Regions from separate parts of the Homo sapiens genome. Here region 1 is linked to region 2. A link is a contact called in ENCODE Hi-C or POLR2A ChIA-PET data. All regions are on one chromosome and are shown on one strand. The core of a region is the stretch at or near the end of the contact, and the rest is flanking DNA. Distances in the headings are between cores, read along the strand shown.

The links. A loop is a pair of places that touch in the nucleus more often than their neighbours do. ChIA-PET counts read pairs that join two places held with the same protein, here RNA polymerase II (POLR2A). Pooled maps may share reads with other maps.
Region 1: a map of endothelial cell of hepatic sinusoid shows a loop between it and region 2 (3-fold over the local background). The contact joins the promoter of MCM5 here to the enhancer-like site in region 2. A Hi-C loop is called at or near these places in 1 of 168 maps with a recorded cell type or tissue (endothelial cell of hepatic sinusoid) and 7 of 50 pooled maps. POLR2A ChIA-PET finds 5 or more read pairs at or near these places in 5 of 52 experiments (AG04450, BJ, Caco-2 and 2 more).

Annotation. Positions count from the first base shown.
Region 1 is chr22:35,398,751-35,401,476 of GRCh38, forward strand. MCM5 (minichromosome maintenance complex component 5) reads left to right here and starts at 1,390. Exons shown (of 17, transcript NM_006739.4): 1 at 1,390-1,458; 2 at 1,681-1,855. The coding sequence starts at 1,689. RefSeq lists enhancers at 935-984, 995-1,154.
Region 2 is chr22:35,567,955-35,570,833 of GRCh38, forward strand. No RefSeq gene overlaps it. Among named protein-coding and RNA genes, the nearest start is that of RASD2, 29 kb to the left of the region's middle. Within about 2 kb of position 1,582, at least 5 of the 41 ENCODE cell types and tissues checked have a DNase peak (open chromatin) inside an H3K27ac peak, as active enhancers do.

The DNA.
Region 1 (2,726 bases), core at 140-2,639, 170 kb before region 2:
AGGCTGGCCTCAACTCCTGGACTCAAGGGATCCTCTCATCTTGGTCTCCTGAAGTGCTAGGATTACAGGCATGAGCCACAGTGCCTATAGATCAAGGTTGAGGCTTAGAAGTGAAGGGAGCCCAGAGGAACCTGGCTAGAGTTTGGTCAAGGAGAGTCTTTGTCACCATACTACAGAAAATTAAGCAGCTGTTAAACAGAATGAGGCCGGTCTGGGCATGGTGGCTCACGCCTGTAATTCCAGCACTTTGGGAGGCCGAAGCGAGTGGATCACTTGAGGCCAGAAGTTCGAGACCAGTGTGGGCAACATGGTGAAACCCTGTCTCCACTAAAAATACAAAAATTAGCTGAGCATGGTGGCGCCTGCCTGTAGTCCCAGCTAGTTGGGAGGCTGAGGCAGGAGAATCGCTTGAACCGGGGAGGCAGAAGTTGCAGTGAGCCGAGATTGAGCCACTGCACTCCATCCTGGGGGACAGAGTGAGACTCCCTCTCAACAAATAAATAAACAAATAAAAGCAGTGTGTTAGGGTGCGAGAACCCGGGTCGGGGACGCGGGTGAGCCGCGCGGTAATCGCCCTGTCCTGCCACCAGCTGGAGGACAGGGGCTCCTCAGAGCCTCAGGCCCAGAGAACGGGCCCCACGACCGGGAAGCGAATACTCCACAGGGCACAGTCTCCCAATGCAAAATGGGCACCTGGACCCAATCATTTCTGAACTTCTAGTTTTTTCTCCCTATGGCTATGAAAAGGGTCATTTTTTTTCATAGGACTTTAAAAGAAGGCTTAAGAAAAGCACGCAGGCCTGGCCGGGTAGCTCACGCCAGTAATCCCAGTGCTTTGGGACGTCAAGGCAGGCGGGTCGCTTGAGAGTAGAGTTTCGAGACCTGGGCAAGATGGTGAGACTCCGTCTTTATGAAATATTTTAAGAAAATCACGTACACCTGTGGTCCCCGCTACAAGGGAGGCTGAGGCGGAAGGATTGCTTGAGCCCAAGAGGTTGAGGCTACAGTAAGCCGTGATCCAGCCACTGCACTCCATCCCCGGCAACACAACGAGACCATGCGTCAGGAAAAAAAAAAAAAAACCAAGAAAATAAAAAAGAAACCACCTAAAGGCGTCCTCCGCGCGCCCGCCCCTCCGCCATCTTTGCGTCCGCCCCGTCCTGCGCCGCCACTTCCTTCCCAGCCAGAAGTTTCGCGCCAAATTGTTCCGCACACAAAATGGAGCCCGGAAGGAGGCGAGGTCATGCACTTTGCAGCCAATCATCTTCGGCAGACAGTCCGGGCGGCGGGGCTGGAGGGCTCAGAACGGTCCAATCGCTGGCCGCGAGGCTCCGGCGAACCAATGGGAGCGCAGCGGCTGCGGCGTCCGAACACCGCCTCTTGTTTTTCCCGCGAAACTCGGCGGCTGAGCGTGGAGGTTCTTGTCTCCCCTGGTTTGTGAAGTGCGGAAAACCAGAGGTGAGGCTAGTGGGAGTGGGACTGGGACTGGGAGCCAGCAGGCATCTGGATTTCCGGGTGTAGTTGGAGTGGGACAGGAGTTTCTCGGGAACTGGGGTTGGAGTCCGGGAGCGCGGCCGGGGGTCCCCCTGCTCCGGACTCAGGGCAGGGACCCAGGCGTCGGAGGGGAGGAGGTGCCAGGCGCTGCCCCCAGCCTGTTCTGGCCGTTTGTTCCCACCCCAGGCGCAGTCATGTCGGGATTCGACGATCCTGGCATTTTCTACAGCGACAGCTTCGGGGGCGACGCCCAGGCCGACGAGGGGCAGGCCCGCAAATCGCAGCTGCAGAGGCGCTTCAAGGAGTTCCTGCGGCAGTACCGAGTGGGCACCGACCGCACGGGCTTCACCTTCAAATACAGGTGCGGCTCCTGCGGGGCCGGGGGCTCGAGTTCCAGTGTGGCCGCTCACACGCCTCTACCAGCCTGCTAGAGTCCTGGACAGTCAGGGCACAGATGGGCCCAGACGGGGGAAAGAGCCGGTCCTGGGTCACAGGGCTCATCCCGGCAGCCTCACGCCTTGGTATAAGGCTTTGTGTATTTTGTTTTACTTTATTTTATTTTATTTTATTATTAACGTATTTGTTTATTATTTTGAGACGGAGTCTCGCTCTGTCGCCAGGCTGGAGTGCAGTGGCACGATCTCGGCTCACTGCAACCTCCGCTTCCCGGGTTCAAGCGATTCTTGTGCCTCAGCCTCCCGAGTAGGTGGGACTACCCCCGCCATCACCACGCCCGGATAATTTTTTGTAATTTTAGTAGAGATGGGGTTTCGCCATGTTCGCCAGGCTGCTCTCGAACTCCTGACCTCAAGTGATCCACCCGCCTCAGTCTCCCAAAGTGCTGGGATTACAGGCGTGAGCCACCGTGCCCGGCCTGCTTTGTGTATTTTATCTGTACCTGGAGTTAACTTCTGGGTGAGTCACCTGTTGAGTGGGCCACCAGCAACCAGCTAGCGCCACTTGGACCGTTTAGTTCTTTATCCAGATCTTGTTCCTGTTCATCTGCTTCCTATCATCCTTCCATGTCATGTCTGAGACCTTACAAACTCAAGTTCCCTGTAGGTGTAAAAGGTGAAGATGGCAGTTAGGATTCACTTCACTTCGCTCATTCATTTATTTATACCAGTCTTGCACCTTCATTGATTGAGCACCTGCTGCCTGCCAGATACTGTTCTGGGTGCTGGGCTGCAGCACTGAAGCTGGACCTGGCTCCTGCTTCTAGGTGATTGTAC
Region 2 (2,879 bases), core at 332-2,831:
GTCCTGAGGATCCCAGCCCGAAATGGATGGGCTGAGCCTGTCTAATCTTGGCTCCACTGGTCCCTCGAGGCACGTCCTTTCAGAAAGGACACTGAACAGGCGGCAGCCCCGCCCCCACTGAGCCCTCAGAGGATGGGAAAGCAATCTTTAGGATGACAGCAGTTAGCGGGTACCTCTCCGTGGTCCCTCTCCACCAATTAGGGCGGTGGATAAGCAGCTGTACCCTGAAGTTAGACCACCCAGGATTCAAATCCCGGCTCTGCCACCTGGGTAACTATGGGCAAGTGACTTGATAGCTGCCTGCCTCAGTCTCCCCAACTGTGAAATAGGGATAATAATACTATCCTCTTCATAGGACTCTTTTGAGGATTACCTGAGTTCATTAAGGGAAGTCCTTACTACAGAATCCGGCACATTGCTCTCATTTTTTACAGCCCAATAGTCATAGATCATGAGACGGTCTCAGTCCCCAGGCTAGAAGGGCTATGCCAGGCCCCCAGTCTCTCCACTGCCCAGGGCGGTGTTTCTGAGGCTTGACCTGGAGGATTTTTAGTCACCCCAATGTCCAGTGCACCCTCCATCTGTGCACCAGGATCTCTGAGGGTGGGACCCAGGCATCTCTTTTTGGAAAACTTTGCAGGTAGTTTCAATGCTTAACCAAAGTTAAGAACAATGGAAATCTGTCAGCTTTTGTGCCTGTAAGGTTTATTTGGCCTGAGTCGTGAGACCCCATGGAGCTCCTGCAGCCTGTGTGGAATCAGGGGAGGGAGGAGTGGACACAAACAATATTTGCACAGTACTAGGCACCCTTTGTGTGCTCATTCATTCATTCATTCCACACAAGCACTTATGCACTTACAATGTGCCCATGCTGTGCCGATAGCCAGGAATGAGACAGAGGGGCCCCGCCCCATGGCACTTACTGACCCGTAGGGGAGGCAGACATTTATGGTTTATCACACAAACACGCTGGCAATGATAAGAACCACACAGAGCAGCTGAAGTGGTCAGGTGGCTTCCCATTCCAGGTGAGATCTGGAGGTTGCGGGGCAGTTAGCAAGTGGGAGAGAGCTGCATGCGGGGAAGGTGGGAGGCGTTGCAGGAAAGGTGAGGGAGACACAGCTGAGCTGTGGTGCTGGCCAGCTGGGGCCTTGCGCCTTATCCGGGCACTGTGACGGCCACTAACAGGTTTTAAGTACCGGAATGACATGATCGGATTTGTAATTTAACTAGATCCTTCTGACTGCTGTTGGGGGAACAGACTGTCAACCTCACAACAGCACTGTCAGCTGAGTATTAGACAAATGATGAACCTGGGCCCAGGGAGCTGAGTCACTCATCAGAGACGTGTGGCTAGCAAGCAACAGAGGCCAGGCCCATCCCAGGCCCCTGCTCTCAGATCTGGGTTCTTTGCACCCCCTCCCCTGGCTGTGTCCATCTCTCTCTCTGCTCCCCGTTTCGTCCCCATTATCTCAGGATCGACTCCAAACTCCCTGTGAGACAATACGATCATCCACATTGGATGACAGCCTTTCTCAAAGCCTCTGTGAGCACAAGTCTTCATTCTTTAGGGATCACTCTGATTTTGAGAAGCAGCCAAAGGCTTTCCAAGCCAAACTTGGCAGGATAAGGTAGGTGATTATATTAGTCACCTATTGCTATGTCACAAATTGCCCCAAAACTTAGTGGCTTAAAACAACAATAAACCTTAATTCTTTCACACATTTCTGTGTGTCAGGAATTGGGAGCAGCTGAGCTGCATAGTCTAGTTCTGGTCTCTCCTCTTTCCCAATGCCTCAGTTTCCCCAATTATAAACCAAGGTGCTTGAACCGGACCCTAATATCCCTCTTAACCTTGGTGCTTCCAGAAAAGGTTTGATTCTCCCACTCTTGCCAATTCCTCTTCCTCCTTAGGCGGTGGGCCCAGGCTCACAGAGAACTGCAGGTCATTAGCCAAACTTTTTTTTTCTTCCACAAAGAGCTTCGGCCTATAGCTGGGCGCTTTCTACCTACCTGCTGCAAAGGGCCGGAGGTGAAACCCTGAACCTGAGATGAGGTCAGAGCAAAAACCCAAAATGTCATCCCCCAAGACTCCTGAGCTGTGGCGGGGTGCACTGAGAATGGGTTGCAGACTTCCTTGTGGTCCGCTGCGGGGCCACTAACTGCTCTGAAGTGTCTTTGCCCTGAGTTCTCTGAAACACTGAGCACCTAAGGGAGAGCAGGCACGCGGCAGATGGGTGACAGCAGCCAGGCACACCTGCCGCACTCCGATCCCTCCTGGCTAGGGGCTAGGCATCTTGGAACGCTTACGAACGGGGTCTTCAGCTCTGCAGCCCCCAATCTCAAGACAGCTGGCTCTGTTCTGCCCATCAGGTCCTGAACCCGGAGGCAGGACCTGAAATACCCCAAGGCAGGGACTCACATCCACTGACCTGCTGTGTATCTGGGATTAACTGGAGTCTGGAAGACAACGGGGAGCCTCCAGCTCACCCCCAAAATGAAAGACAGCTCCTGGGGAGCTTATCATTTAGTAGGACAGATGGATAGTTGCCAAATAACCACGCAGGTAAAGGGACCATCACAAGTCTAGCAAGGGCTATGAGGAGCACAGTGGAGCTGGCTGTTAGTGGAGGGCCCCTGGCGAGGCCTCCTGGGGAAGGGATGGTTCAGCTGAGCTTACATCACAGGCAAAAATAAAATAGGGAAAAGAATATCCACCCTCCAAGGGCCCATTTAACTTAGCAAGGGAGAAATGGGGCAGGGAGATTAATGGAAAGAAGGAATTTGGTGGCCGTGCAGCAGGGTCCTGAGCGTCAGCGGCCCGTCATCCCAGTGTTCCTGGGAGGCCAGCACTGGGAGGCACTGGCATCCCAGCCAGC